Regions from separate parts of the Homo sapiens genome. Here region 2 is linked to region 1. A link is a contact called in ENCODE Hi-C or POLR2A ChIA-PET data. All regions are on one chromosome and are shown on one strand. The core of a region is the stretch at or near the end of the contact, and the rest is flanking DNA. Distances in the headings are between cores, read along the strand shown. Region 1 overlaps PEX14 (peroxisomal biogenesis factor 14). Region 2 holds the start of CENPS-CORT (CENPS-CORT readthrough).

Region 1 (7,130 bases), core at 1,962-4,461:
ATCCAGGATCTTTTATTTCTACTTTCTCTGCCCCCTCAGGTAAATCCTTTATCTGTGTTTCTATCAACATCCACAAATTCCTCATTGTCAGAGTTAAGGCAGCAAAGTTCACCTGCTTTGAAGATAAGAGAATAGAGATGTCTTTAAGAGAGTAAAATCTTTCTGTCAGATCTTACTTGTTGCCAAGAGCTAGACATTGATAACCCACTCAAATAATGTTTAGAGGTTTTGAAACTTTCCCCCATGGGCACGTGTCTTTAATTCTGTTGGGAATACCACTGTCATATGGTTGATTACCTGTTCTTCCTGTCAGCATTTCCCCCCAACCCCACTCCCTCCCCCTATCCAAACTAGTCTTACAGAGGTTTCTCTTCAATTCTAAATGACTTATTTCAGAAACACATGAAGGGGAACATTGCAGATGTGCCATTTTTTTGTTTTTTGTTTTTGTTTTTTTTTTGAGACGGAGTCTCGCTCTGTCACCCAGGCTGGAGTACAGTGGTGCGATCTCGGCTGTCTGCAAGCTCCGCCTCCCGGATTCATGCCATTCTCCTGCCTCAGCCTCCCGAGTAGCTGGGACTACAGGCGCCCGCCACCATGCCCTGCTAATTTTTTTGTATTTTTAGTAGAGACGGGGTTTCACTGTGTTAGCCAGGATGGTCTCGATCTCCTGACCTCGGCCTCCCAAAGTGCTGGGGTTACAGGCGTGAGCTGCCGCGCCCGGCCTTGGATGTGCCAGATTTTTAGATTGGGGGCCCAAGACTGACATATGGGCAACTTGTGCCTTGTCAGAGTGAGTCCCAGCTCCCTCCCCCCCAGAAGTGCACCTCCTACTGTGCCCTCTGAATGCTCCTGCCTGCCAGATCTTCCAGCTGTGTGGCTGAGGCAGGTGCCCAGGAGGAGAAAGGCTGGTTGCAGGCAGAACCAGATGGTTGCAGTCCACACGGGGAAGCAAATTGGCCGTGACATTTCAGCCATGTGAGGTTTATTTAGGATTAGCTAAGAATTCTCAGCCTTGACTCCACTGAGGGAGGAGCGGGTGACCTAGGGCCACTTTCTTGTGGCTTTGCATTCTTTCAGGCTTTCATCTGAAGATCCCAGGGTACTGGGGAAGGGTGGGAGTTTCCATCCAGCTCCACTGCAGAGAGTGGCATTCCTGAAAGACAAAGGCATGCCTCCTTTTTTTTTTTGAGACGGAGTCTCGCTCTGTCGCCCAGGCTAGAGTGCAGTGGTGCGATCTCGGCTCACTGCAAACACCGCCTCCTAGGTTCACGCCATTCTCCTGCCTCAGCCTCCCGAGTAGCTGGGACTACAGGCGCCCGCCGCCACGTCCGGCTAATTTTTTTGTAATTTTTTTTTGTTGTTAGTAGAGATGGGGTTTCACCATGTCAGCCAGGATGGTCTCAATCTCCTGACCTCATGATCCGCCTGCCTCGGCCTCCCAAAGTGTTGGGATTACAGGCGTGAGCCACCGCGCCCGGCAAAGGCATGCCTCTTAACCTCACCTCTCCAGCTCTCTGTTGTCTGAAAAATGGCAGTTAATAGAATTTGTTAATAAACAGAAGAAATAACGAGAAATAGTGGCACATCATTTGACAGTAAGGTGGTTTATAATTTCTGTTTATCAAATGATTCTCATTATTATTATTTCTATTGGATTTTTGAAGAATTCAGCCTGGTCCCCAGAGCCCCATTTGTAAGGCATTTTATTTCTTTATAATATCTAGAAATAACTTCAGTTCCAGTGAAATCCAGATCTGTGGTCCCATCCCACTCCCCAGCCCTGGTTCTCTCCCCTTCCTCTCTGCTTGTCTTCTGTGACCTCAGCGGGCTCCATCAGGTGGGGGTATCCCCTACTGACCAGACTGGCAGAGCTAATGCCGGCTGGAGGAACGCTGCCGTGTTTGTTTTTGCAGTTCCTGGATTTGGTTTAATGTACAATTGATTTTTTAAATGTATTTAATCATTTTTTTCTTACCTCTTAAGGATTAACCTGCACAAACCTCATTTTATCCTAAGTGTGGCTTTGGGAGGAAGGGAGGAGAAAATTGAGTTTCTCCAGCTTATTTTATTCTTTTACGCTTTATTTTCCAAATGGCTTTTCCTGCCGAAGCAGCTTTGTATAATACAATGTATTTTCGTGGCCATTACTTACTCATTACTAACTGGTCTCTCCTGCTTCCCTTTGTCTGTGAACTAAATACAGGGGGCCTCAAGATAATTGGTAGCTCCATCACTGACCCACCAATTATAGATCAGCAGGGAAGGCAGCCCAGGGATGGTTTGTGGTTGGCACAGGCTGCCCACCTAGAAATGTGAGTTATTCTCTACCTGCCACCAAGTTGGGCTTGACTAGATCGATCCTTTCCTAATTTTGGACTTTGGCATCTCTAATTGCATCACACGGCTCCCTGGTTTACAGGTTTCAGCCTCATTTCATCCCTACACGTGCTGCTGGTGTCTTTCTTAGTTCATGCCTCCTTGGCATGTCTACAAAGTATTAATTTGCAGAGGTTTTGTTTGTATTTTCCTTTGAGGTTCCCTGGTGCCTAGAATGGTTAGATGGCAGGCTGCAGATAAATAATTCTGTTGAAACAGCAGGTTTCTGTGCATTTTTGTCTGGTGTGTCCAAGTAAAGGCAAGTCTTTGTGGGCACCATATTAAGCCCCCTTTTTGAGCATTTATCTGATTTGTGTTCCAGCTTATCTACTTTGCTCTGGCATGGAGAAGGAAAAGTCCCATTTCCTGCTAGGCTGCCAGGCACTTATGTAAGACTTTTAGGTGCCAAAGTAGGAAAGGAGTCCCTGTGTTGTATGGCCGTATATATTTTGCATGTGTGTTTCCTGGCTGTTTGGCACCTAGGCACTTTGCTAAGCCCTGTATGGGTTGGGCATATACCGTATTGCTCAGCTCCTGGCAGAAAATAGGCACTCATACATATTTGTGGAATGAGTGAGTGTGTGTGCTCACTTATGTGCGATGGAGATGATGAGCCAAGGAGTTGGATTGCACAGTTGCTGCCTGGCGTCCTGCTAGGAACTTAGGGTGCAACATTCCCACTGGGCCACACATATGCCGATGTTCAGTGGATGACTGCTACGCAAGCAACATAAAGAGGCCATTTTATGAAAGGGAACATCAGAGGAAACATTATAACTGAGACCTTTATAGCCTTTCCATTATTATGGTTTAAATCTTGACAGTCTTTATTTGCAATGACACTGGGACCAGTAAAGACAATGCTCACTCCCACCTCCTCGTTCTCCACATCCTGTTCCGTAGCTGTGGTGCACCGATAGGCATCGTTAAATGTGCAGGCAGCAGAGCTGCTGGTTTGTCTAGAAACAGCCCCTTTTGACTCAGAAGTTGGAACCCAGATGACTCACCATTCTATTTGTTTTATTGCAACTGTCATTTCATAAAATGCCCTGACAGCTTTAAACTGTAAATGCCAAAGTGAGGTTTTTGTCTTTTTTATTTTGTTATCTCCTGTTTTTTCTAATCTTTTATATTTCTATTTTCTCCTTTCTTTTCAGACTTATTTTCTCTTTCATTACTGTCTCTTTCTCTGTCCCTCCCTTCCTTCCTGCCTCCCCCCTTTGATGACTCTAATGGCATGAGTAGTTGAAGTGGTTTTTGCTAACATCATGGTGCGTTCTTTCCAGCTTTAATGCTATCTGATTGAGCGTGTCTCCCCTCAGATTTTTGTGTAGGGTTTAGAAATGGAAATGACCATGCACATCAGAGTTTAAATTTTCCTAGGAAAGTCTGCCATGAACTGTAGGACCTATAACTTCTAGAGATGGAGGGACCCCTGACATCTGTGGACTATGGACTCCTGACTTCTGTGGACTCTAGAATTTATGACTTCTGTGGATTGTGGGGCCTCTGACTTCCATAGACCGTGGGACTGTGACTTCTGTGGACCCAGGGACCTCTGAATTCCATGGACTGTGAGACCTCTGACTTCTGTGGCCTGTGAGATCTCTGACCTCTGTGGCCCGTGGGACCTCTGACTTCTGTGGTCTCTGGGACCTGTGACCTCTTTGACTTCCAAGTCTTCTGTGGACTGCAGGACCTCATCAACACGTGTATTGCCAGAAGAGAGGCTTGATTGTGTTAACCTGTTTCTCTCCAGAGGTGTCACATACTAGAATTTCTGCTCAGTCTTATGGCTTAGGTGGGGTGTTGAGTCTAAATATATATATTTTTTGAGACGGAGTCTTGCTCTGTCACCCAGGCTGGAGTGCAGTGGCATAATCTTGGCTCACTGCACGCTCCGCCTCCCGGGTTTACGCCATTCTCCTGCCTCAGCTTCCCGAATAACTGGGACTACAGGCGCCTGCCCCCACGCTCGGCTAATTTTGGTATTTTTAGTAGAGACAGGGTTTCACCATGTTAGCCAGGATGGTCTCGACCTCCTGACCTCGTGATCTGCCCTCCTCGGCCTCCCAAAGTGCTGAGATTACAGACGTGAGCCACCGTGCCTGGCCCAAGTCTAAATTTTTAAGGACTAGAGCTCTCAGACCAGGACTTTCTGGATCTTTTTTTCTGATACCCAACACTGTGGCACTTGACTAAGTCACCTGATTGATGACATGAGCATTGCTGGGTGTTGAAACACCTGGCCAGGGAAACAGAGACTTCTGTGGATTCATCCAAAGGATGGCAGACAGATTGTGGAATTTTAATGAAGGTGGGGTGGATCCCTGATGTTCGCCTGCTTTGAAGCATAGCAGAATCCCAGCATTAACTTCAGGGGTGTTGGTTGGAAACCTGCACTGGCGTCGGTGGTTATATTCCACATTTGTCAAATCCTTAAATCCAACTGAACTAATTTTAGAAGTAGCTAGTTATAATGAAAAAGAACAATATATTCAGATGCATAGGATCGTTTTTAAATGAAATGCTCCCTGTTCTTTTCCTTCTTTTTTTTTTTAACTTTTATTTTTTATGATGGAGTCTTGCTCTGTCGCCAGGCTGGAGTGCAGTGGCGTGATGTCGGCTCACTGCAACCTCCGCCTCACGGGTTCAAGCGATTCCCTGCCTCAGCCTCCTGAGTAGCTGGGACTACAGGCGTGTGCCACCACGCCCGGCTAATTTTTTGTATTTTTAGTAGAGATGAGGTTTCATCGTGTTAGCTGGGATGGTCTGGATCTCGTGACCTCGTGATCCACCCACCTTGGTCTCCCAGAATGCTGGGATTACAGGCGTAGGCCACCGTGCCCGGCCCTTTTCCTTCTTTTATAAAAGGCCTTTGGTCTCTTTTGGCCTTCAGGGTGAGCCATCCTTTGACTTATATTAGAATACATTTTTTTTCCTGTATGCCTCCAATGAAGGAGAGTGTGAGAGTGTTTTCTATGATGTGAGTGGGAGAAAATAGCGTGTTTTCACAATAGTTAACAAATTGATGGCTGTGAGTTTTGAAAGTGAGTTCTGTATATACACTGGGGTAGGATTCCACATAGAATGCTGTTTTTCACCCACCTGGCTGGTTGTCTGATTCTAACATAGCTGCTATCCCTGATTCTAGAAATCAGAAAACCACAGGCTGTTCACATAATACTCTACCCTTCTGAGGCTAAGGTGGGAACAGGATGGTGGCGGGGTTTGAGTCAACATGGTCTCAGTTCCCACCAAAGACCAGTGTGTTCCCCTGTTCCAGCCGACAGCTTGAACAAGGATTCTAAAGTTTCTGGCCGTTTTAATTGAACTGCAGTGAGGGGTGGCCCGATAGCCTGCTTAGGACATGGGTAATTACTCCTAGGGCCTGGGAGCCAAGTGTCCCTCGCAGGTTCCCTCTTGGTTCTCTACCTAAGGATATCTTCCCCTTCCCTGGGCAGGGCCTCTGAGGAACAGAAGGATCATTTAGTGCTCATGGCCTGCTCATTCCTTGGCTTCTCTGCTGAGCTATCCAGCAGGGGTGCCAATTCTTCCATTTAGCTGACTATTATATAGCCCTTAAAAGGGAAGGGTTTATTTTAGCTGGCTGCTATATTGATTGCTATAGGGACGTTTCTATTTTCACTGGCTGCTATATTGACTGGGAAAGGGAAAGGGGCCGTATTGCCGGGAGCTGTCATATTGACTGTTACAGAAAAGATCTGTATTTAAGCAGTACCAGTGCACTGGGATCTCCCAGGCAGGATATTAATGCTAATTCATCCGCTCACCCCCTGCTGTGAGTGTTATTTGTTTAAATCTGTAGATTCCCACAGCGCGTTTATATCCTCACTAGAGTGAGCTCCGCTCCCTGTAATTATTTAACATTATATGCTGATATAAATTGTAACAGTTAAAGAATGGTAATGAGTAGCCAAAAAAGAAAAAAAGAAGAAAGAAAAGAAGGAAATAGAAAAAAAGGAAAAAATGTATAAAATAATCTATGCCTCTGTGTGTGTGTGTGTGTGTGTGTGTGTGTGTGTGTGTGTGTGTATGGTGTTAGAAACGGCAGAGTCACCTTCTAAAACAGCAGTGAGAAACTTCTGTCATCCTTTCTCCCAGTTCAGGTTGATTTGTACGGTGCTGCTCAGCCCACGTATTGTGCATCTGTATGTGTGTATGTGCGAGCGCCTGTGTACGCACGTGGTCGTCACCCGCCAGAAAGATGCCATAGTGAGGTGTGCTATACTGTGTTGTTTGTGCACGTGTGTAACAATATACAGTGTTTGTTCAATGTCCTGGCAGGAAATTGGTCTATTAGCGATTCACCTTCTTGGTGAGTAGCTAATACCTTATTTTGTTCAAGGTTCCACGTTCACACAGGAACTTTGGGCCTAAGACGCAACTCAAGGGAAAGCCATTGGGGAATGCTCAGTTGGGATTGAACTAATAGGCCATTGGGTGTCACTGTCGCTCTACTGGCTATAGGAGAAAGAGGGGTTATCTGCTGGGGAAACTGGATTTCAAAAGAAAGAAGTTTTTCTGCTTGAGTTGGAGGTGTTGTCTCTTTGAGATGTTTGTCTCTCATTTGGAGATTCCTTTAAAAAAGTAGTTGTTTGCTTGTTTTTGCTACACCAAGCTTCTGGCATTTTTATTGTTCTTGAAAATTGTGTACTGATTGCGATCTGTTCTGCTATCACCTGCAGTGCATCTAGATGAGAACTTCTGTGTGCAGAAAACTGTCCCCC
Region 2 (6,462 bases), core at 1,453-3,952, 81 kb before region 1:
AGTAGCTGGGATTACAGGCATGCACCACTACGCCTGGCTAATTTTGTATTTTTAGTAGAGACAGGGTTTCTCCATGTTGAGGCTGGTCTCGAACTCCTGACCTCAGGTGATCCGCCTGCCTCGGCCTCCCAAAGTGCTGGGATTATAGGCGTGAGCCACCACGCCCGGCTGAACTAAATATTTATGGAACCCTCCTTAATGCAGATGAAAAGGATTAAAGAAACCCACCAAGGTCTTTGTCTTATTTATGGTGAGGGCAGTGGATAAACCGGAAACTCGGAAACCAGCCTAATAATCAAATCTGGTCTCTATCACTTCCCAGTAGTTTAGCCTTGGGCAGAGTTCTTTCACCTGTTTCCTCATGTAAAATGGGGCTAACAGCACCTACTTTTGAGGGCAGATGAGATATTAAATGAGTGCCTAGAGCGAGGACAAGTGCAAAGTGCTCAGTGTCATGGCAACATTGCCAGCGGGCATCCCTGGCCTTGCTTCACGCTGTAGTGCAACACTGACATCTAGTGGCCAGATTATAGGGCTACTTCTTCATCAAGTAAGTTTCAACCAAATATTAATATATCCTTTTTTCATTATTTTTTTTAGAGACAGTGTCTCCCTCTGTCACCCTGGCTGGAAAACAGTGGGGCAATCACGGCTCACCATAGCCTTGAACTGGGCTCAAGTGATCCTCCTGCCTTGGTCTCCCTAAGTGTTGGGATTACAGGCTTGAACCACCACACCCAGTTCCATTTTCTGTAATGAATACCTCAACCCTCGACCTATTTCTCAGACCTTTTTTTTTGAGACAGAGTCTCGCTCTGTTGCCCAGGCTGGAGTGCTATGGTGCGATCTCAGCTCACTGCAACCTTCACCTCCCGGGTTCAAGCAATCCTCCTGCCTTAGCCTCCCAAGTGCTAGGATTACAAGCATGTGCCACCATGTCTGGCTAATTTTTGTATTTTTTGGTAGAGACAGGGTTTCATCATGTTGGCCAGGCTGGTCTTGAACTCCTCACCTCAAGTGATCTACCTGCCTCGGCCTCCCAAAGTGCAGGAATTACAGGTATGAGCCACTGCTCCTAGCCTCTGAGGCTCTTAAGTGCCTCTGTATTGCACACATGTCACTGGAATACTGTTCTTTAATCCTGGGAAGCAACTGCTTTAAAATGAGGGAACACACAGGTACAAAGCACAGGAACTTCCTGGGACGAATTGTTACAATTTCTTTAGCTCTTATGTGAGGCAATTGTTTAAAACCTGACACCTGCCCTGTGAAGTTGGAACTACTGTCCCCAGTTGATAAATAAGGGACATGAAGCTTGGCCACGTCCTGTGACTTGCTTGGGGTCACCAGGCTCAAGGGAGGGAGCTGGGCTTTGCAGCCACAGTGTGCTCTAAATGGGGCTGCTCACCAACCAGCGACCGGCCTTCTCTCCTGCTGCAGGCTTGGTCTCACTCTGGATGGCCTGCCCTGCCCAGCCCCATGCTGCCCATTAGGGGAATCCGTCAGAGGCTTGCCCTGCTTGGGCAGGAGGACTGTCCAGGTAGACTGGGATGCCCACAGAGAGCAGTGGACAGAGGCGAGAAGTGCCTGTCATTTCCAGATGCCACCCACTGAGCAGATGCAGAGGAAAGTCCTCAGAAGGCTGATTCCTCCAAAAAGCTTTGATCTGGGTTTCAGCCCCTGGCAAGCTTAGGGAACTTGAGGGACGTCCCTGGGAAAGGAAGACAAGGAGTGGCTTTATGTGCTTTCCTTCGTTCTGAAAGTAGCACCTGCTTGTGACAAATGCAGAATACAGAAATATAGGCAATAAAAAATAATAAAACAAAAACCTAGAAATACAGGCAGGGCATGGTGGCTCACACCTGTAATTCCAGCACTTTGGGAGGCTGAGGTGGGATGATTGTTTGAAGCCAGGAGTTTGATACCAGCCTGGGCAACATAGTGAGACCTGGTCTCTACAAAAAATAAAAATTAGCCAGGTGCGCTGATGCAGGCTTGTGGTCCCAGCTACTTGGGAGGCTGAAGTGGGAGGATCACCTGAGCCCAGGAGGTGGAGGTTACAGTGAGTCTTGGTGGTGCCACTGCACTCCAGCCTGGGCGGCAGAGTGAGACCCTGCCTCTCAAAAAACTACAATAAAAACAAACCAAAATTGGGTTTGATGGTCTCACTTCATCGTTAACATAAAGGAAAAACAGTAACACTTGTGTCAGAACTATACTCCTGCCAATGGCAACAACGCAGTTCCTGTTCCACTCGCTGAATGAGGTCACGGGTCGTTCACTCATTGTAGTCTTTGTGACGCTATTGTTGGTGATAGAATGATAAAGTTGATGGTCGATTTTGCAAGATACACCTGAGGTACAGGTGCATGGAGCTCCTGATAATGTGTACTGCGTTACATGATCTGTAAATCGTGGGCTACGCATCCTCTACACCCGACTGGAACACGCTTTGCACCTATGCGCACACGTGTTTCGCGGAGAGTGGTGCTCAGCGTTGTGCCAGGCGCTGAATCAGGCTCTGGGGTGCAGCAGTGACCTCGGTGGTCATGTCCCCGCGTCGCCCGGCCACCTCCGCAGAGCAAGCTGAGCAGGGGGCTGGCTGGAGGCCGACGGCGGAATCCCCTCAACGGAGCGCCGCCAGGGGGCGCGCGAGGCAGGGCGGAGCTGCGTACTTTGTCCGCCCGCGCGGCCCGTCGCTCGCGCCGCGGCGGGAAAATCCGACCTGGCCGCGCACCACCGCCCCTTCTCGGCCCTCCTGCGTTTGCCCAGGGTCGGCCCGCAGTGATGGAGGAGGAGGCGGAGACCGAGGAGCAGCAGCGATTCTCTTACCAACAGGTACAGGAAAACGGGGGTCGGGCTGGGCTGGGGCAGGACGGCGTCGAGTTTCTGGACAGAAAAGTACCCGGCAGCCCCCGGCGGCTTCTCATCGGCACCCCGCCCCCGGGCGCCCCCCGCGGCTGCGCATGCGTTGGCTTAACTGCCGCGGGTGGTGCTGGGAGGCGGTTTCCGCGGCAACGCGGCTGGACCCTGGCCTGCGCTGGCTGGGGAGGAAGCGGTTCTAGGGGAGCGTGCGGGCGCCGGGGTCCGGCGGCGAGAGGCCACCTTCTGGCCTTGCGATGAATCCTCGGTTTCCCCTTCTCAGATGGGGTTTTCGTGAGGGTACAACGTCGGCATTAGACATTCCAGGTGACGCCCGTACGCGGTGGGCGGTTCGGGCCGGAGCTCTGGAACGCTGGCCCTGGAGGCGTCGACCCCTCGTTACTGATGCAGGGACGCGGTGCGGACCAGTCAGGCCCAGAGCTCGTCCTTAGATGTGGGTTCGAATCTCTGCCCCGCCAACTTGTGATCGTATCGACTCGGCCCAGACGCAATTTTCTTCTCTGCAAAATCGTCATAAGAATAATCACTTGTCAGGGTAGCTGCGGGCATCCCATTCGTTCCTTTCATCAGCGCCGGGCATATGGGGCGTCAGAGGCTGAGAACGTTGCCGTGAAGAGGCTTAAAAGCAAGACCCGGAGTGGCGACCTTAAAGAGGACGGACTGAAGAAACGCGGGAATGAGCTCCAGACGCGGGAGTTTCCTCTCTACAAAGTTACACTGCAGCAGCTGTCTACCCTGCCCCTTGTCTTTTGAGAAGTTCAAACCTTCAGAAAAGTTGCAAGAACACGGTACAGAATGCCCAGATGCCCGTCACCTTGATTCACCACTAGTTAGCATTTTGCTCTGTTTGCTCCCATGCTTCCCTCCCAGCCCCGCGATTGGAGAATTAATTGCAGATATTTTGACACTTCGCCTTTACATTTTAATTCTTTAGTACACATCTCCCAAAAACAAGGCATTGGCTGGGCGCGGTGGCTCACGCCTGTAATTCCAGCACTTTGGGAGGCCGAGGTGGGCAGATCACTTGAGGTCAGGAGTTCGAGACCAGACTGGCCAACATGGAAACCCCCTCTCAACTAAAAGTACAAAAATTAGCCGAGTGTGGTGGCAGGTGCCTGTAATCCCAGCTACTCGGGACGTTGAGGCAGGGGAATCGCTTGAACCCGGGAGGCGGAGGTTGCAGTGAGCCGAGATCGCACCATTGCACTCCAGCCTGGGTGACAGAGCGAGACTCCATCTCAGAAAAAAAAAAAAAAAAGGCATTCTCCTACTACATCATTTCAATAAATTGTCCCACTCAGGAAGTGGGACAATTAATTTTGATAAAACTCTATTGAATGTGCATTGTCAAGTGCCCCCACTTGTCCTAAAGATGTTTCTTTTAACTGTCTTTTTTCCTTCATCCAGGATTCAGTTAAGGATGGTGCATTGCATTTAGTCATCTTTGGTCCTGCCTACCCTGTTTTTTTTTGGTTGGTTTTTGTTTTTTTTGAAACGTAGTTTCACTCTTGTTGTCCAGGCTGGAGTGCAGTGGCTCCATCTCGCCTCACTGCAACCTCCACCTCCCAGGTTCAGGAGATTCTCCTGCCTCAGCCTCCTGAGCAGCTGGGATTACAGGCCCCTGCCACCACGCCCAGCTAATTTTGTATGTTTAGTAGAGACAGTTTCACCATGTTGGCCAGGCTGGTTTTGAACTCCTGACCTCAAGTGATCTGCCCGCCTTGGCCTCCTAAAATGCTGAGATTACAGGTGTGAACCACTGTGCCCGGCCTGTTCTTAGTCCCTAGAACAGAGCCTGGCTCTCAATAGACCAACAAATGCTTACTGATGAAGCTGCAAAGATGGGCTGAGAAATTTGCCCCTCAGCTGTGATTAGCTTGTAGACGATTTCCCCCCATTCATGTAACCAACTGTTCTAGGCACTTGGTAGGCAGCAGTGAACAAAATTGACAGGGTCCTGCCCTTGAGGAGTTTAGTGATTTAGCCTCTAAGTGCAGTGATACCCCAGCCCAGCCAGGGGGAGGGGAGGAGGAGGAGGAGGAAGATCTGAGAAAAATTCCTGGAGCCAAGAGCATTCAGAAGAATTCATGTCCTGTACCCTGACCCCCACCCATACCTAAAAAAGATGACCTTGAGCCGGGCAGGGTGTTGTGGGCCTGTAGTCCCAGCTACTCAAGAGGCTGAGGCAGGAGGTTCACTTGAGCCCAGGAGTTCGAGGCTGTAGTGTGCAGTGATCACACCTGTGATCTTCGTGCCTCCCAGGTTGATGCCTCTTTGGCTTCTCCTACCAGAGGCCTCAGCTTACCTAGTCTTGTGAGGTCTGAAATTCAGGAAAGTAGATGCCCTCCTCATCTGTCTGGCCTCTATCCTGAGTTCCTGGACTTGGGTTTTGGCAGTTCCTCCTCCTCTTGCCTATGCGTTGAACACTTGCTGGTAGATTTTATGCCCTTGTGGGTTCAGCTGTCATCACGTGCAGCTCAGCTGTGTCTTCGGCCCCGAGGCGGAGTACCCACAGGTGGGCTCAACAGAACTCTGTCGACACGTGGCTGAGACCATTGCTTAGCTTGTCTTGCAATTGAGGCTCATCCTCCCCTCTCGGTAATTTTCTGCAAGGGGTGGAGAGATCTTTTTCAGTATTGAAAAGGTTTGCCAAGGAGCAGTGAGGGCCCCGTGGAGGTGGCCTCCCAACCCTCCAAATCGAGAGGGGTGGGTGTGCCCTCTTGAGCCTTTCCCGTGTTGTACTTCTGTCCTCTGTGACGTGCAGGCCTGGGGCTGCCAGGGGCTTGCAGCAGAGGGATGGGATCCTTCTGTATTGTTGATTAACTGCCTTAAGGGCAAAGTTCCCTGCCCGGTTTTTCATTGTTTCCCAAACACCTAGCATATGCCCTTACTGAGTTGGAGCTCTGCAGATAGTTTGGAATAAGTGAGTGAAACCACTCAGGGCCTTGGCAGGCATCAGTCTGACCTGTCTCCCCACTGACTTGCCATCTAATTTCTTATCTTTACCTGACATAAATCATAACCATTAACAAGGAAGTAATGTTTCCACAAGTCGCACTCCAGTGGGTCTCATTAACTTATTAGTACACTTGAAAAGCCACTCAGCCATTATGGAAAGCGCCAGAGGGATTGGGCTGAGCAGACCCTCTCCTTGGTCTTCATTTTTTAAGGCGTGAAAAGCTCTTATTTGCAGCCTTACCCGTGAAATATTTTGATGTTTTTCCCCAGAGGCTAAAGGCAGCAGTTCACTATACTGTGGGTTGTCTTTGCGAGGAAGTTGCATTGGACAAAGAGATGCAGTTCAGCAAACAGACCATTGCGGCCATTTCGGAGCTGACTTTCCGACAGTGTGGTATGAAGCTTCGGCCTCCCCAGCCATGTCTGTAAACCCCAAAGGTTGATTTCACCTGGGAGCAGTGCGTGGGTGGGAGCTGTGGCGAGTCTGACCAGCAGACCAAGAATATTATCATCCTCATGCGTTCTTCGTGAAACACTTCTCTTCTTGGCTGTGAGATGTGGATATTTTATGGGAAGAACTATTTTTTTCCTATTACACTAACACTGGGGCATTAACGCCTT

What was found. Hi-C counts contacts between places; a loop is a spot of excess contacts on that map. ChIA-PET counts read pairs that join two places held with the same protein, here RNA polymerase II (POLR2A). Pooled maps may share reads with other maps.
Region 2: a loop to region 1 is called in a pooled map, with 5 times the contacts of the local background. The contact joins the promoter of CENPS-CORT here to the enhancer-like site in region 1. A Hi-C loop is called at or near these places in 8 of 50 pooled maps. POLR2A ChIA-PET finds 5 or more read pairs at or near these places in 7 of 52 experiments (CD4-positive, alpha-beta T cell, CD4-positive, alpha-beta memory T cell, H1 and 3 more).

What each region holds. Positions count from the first base shown.
Region 1 is chr1:10,507,765-10,514,894 of GRCh38, forward strand. The region is part of intron 2 of PEX14 (peroxisomal biogenesis factor 14); the gene reads left to right. Among named protein-coding and RNA genes, the nearest start is that of PEX14, 36 kb to the left of the region's middle. RefSeq lists an enhancer at 904-1,592. Within about 2 kb of position 3,212, at least 19 of the 41 ENCODE cell types and tissues checked have a DNase peak (open chromatin) inside an H3K27ac peak, as active enhancers do; they include CD4-positive, alpha-beta T cell, where a contact is called at or near this core.
Region 2 is chr1:10,427,731-10,434,192 of GRCh38, forward strand. CENPS-CORT (CENPS-CORT readthrough) reads left to right here and starts at 2,703. Exons shown (of 4, transcript NM_199006.3): 1 at 2,703-2,838; 2 at 6,112-6,235. The coding sequence starts at 2,788. It overlaps CENPS (centromere protein S), which reads left to right and starts at 2,703. Exons shown (of 5, transcript NM_199294.3): 1 at 2,703-2,838; 2 at 6,112-6,235. The coding sequence starts at 2,788. RefSeq lists silencers at 342-636, 2,801-3,050 and enhancers at 3,301-3,350, 5,426-6,006.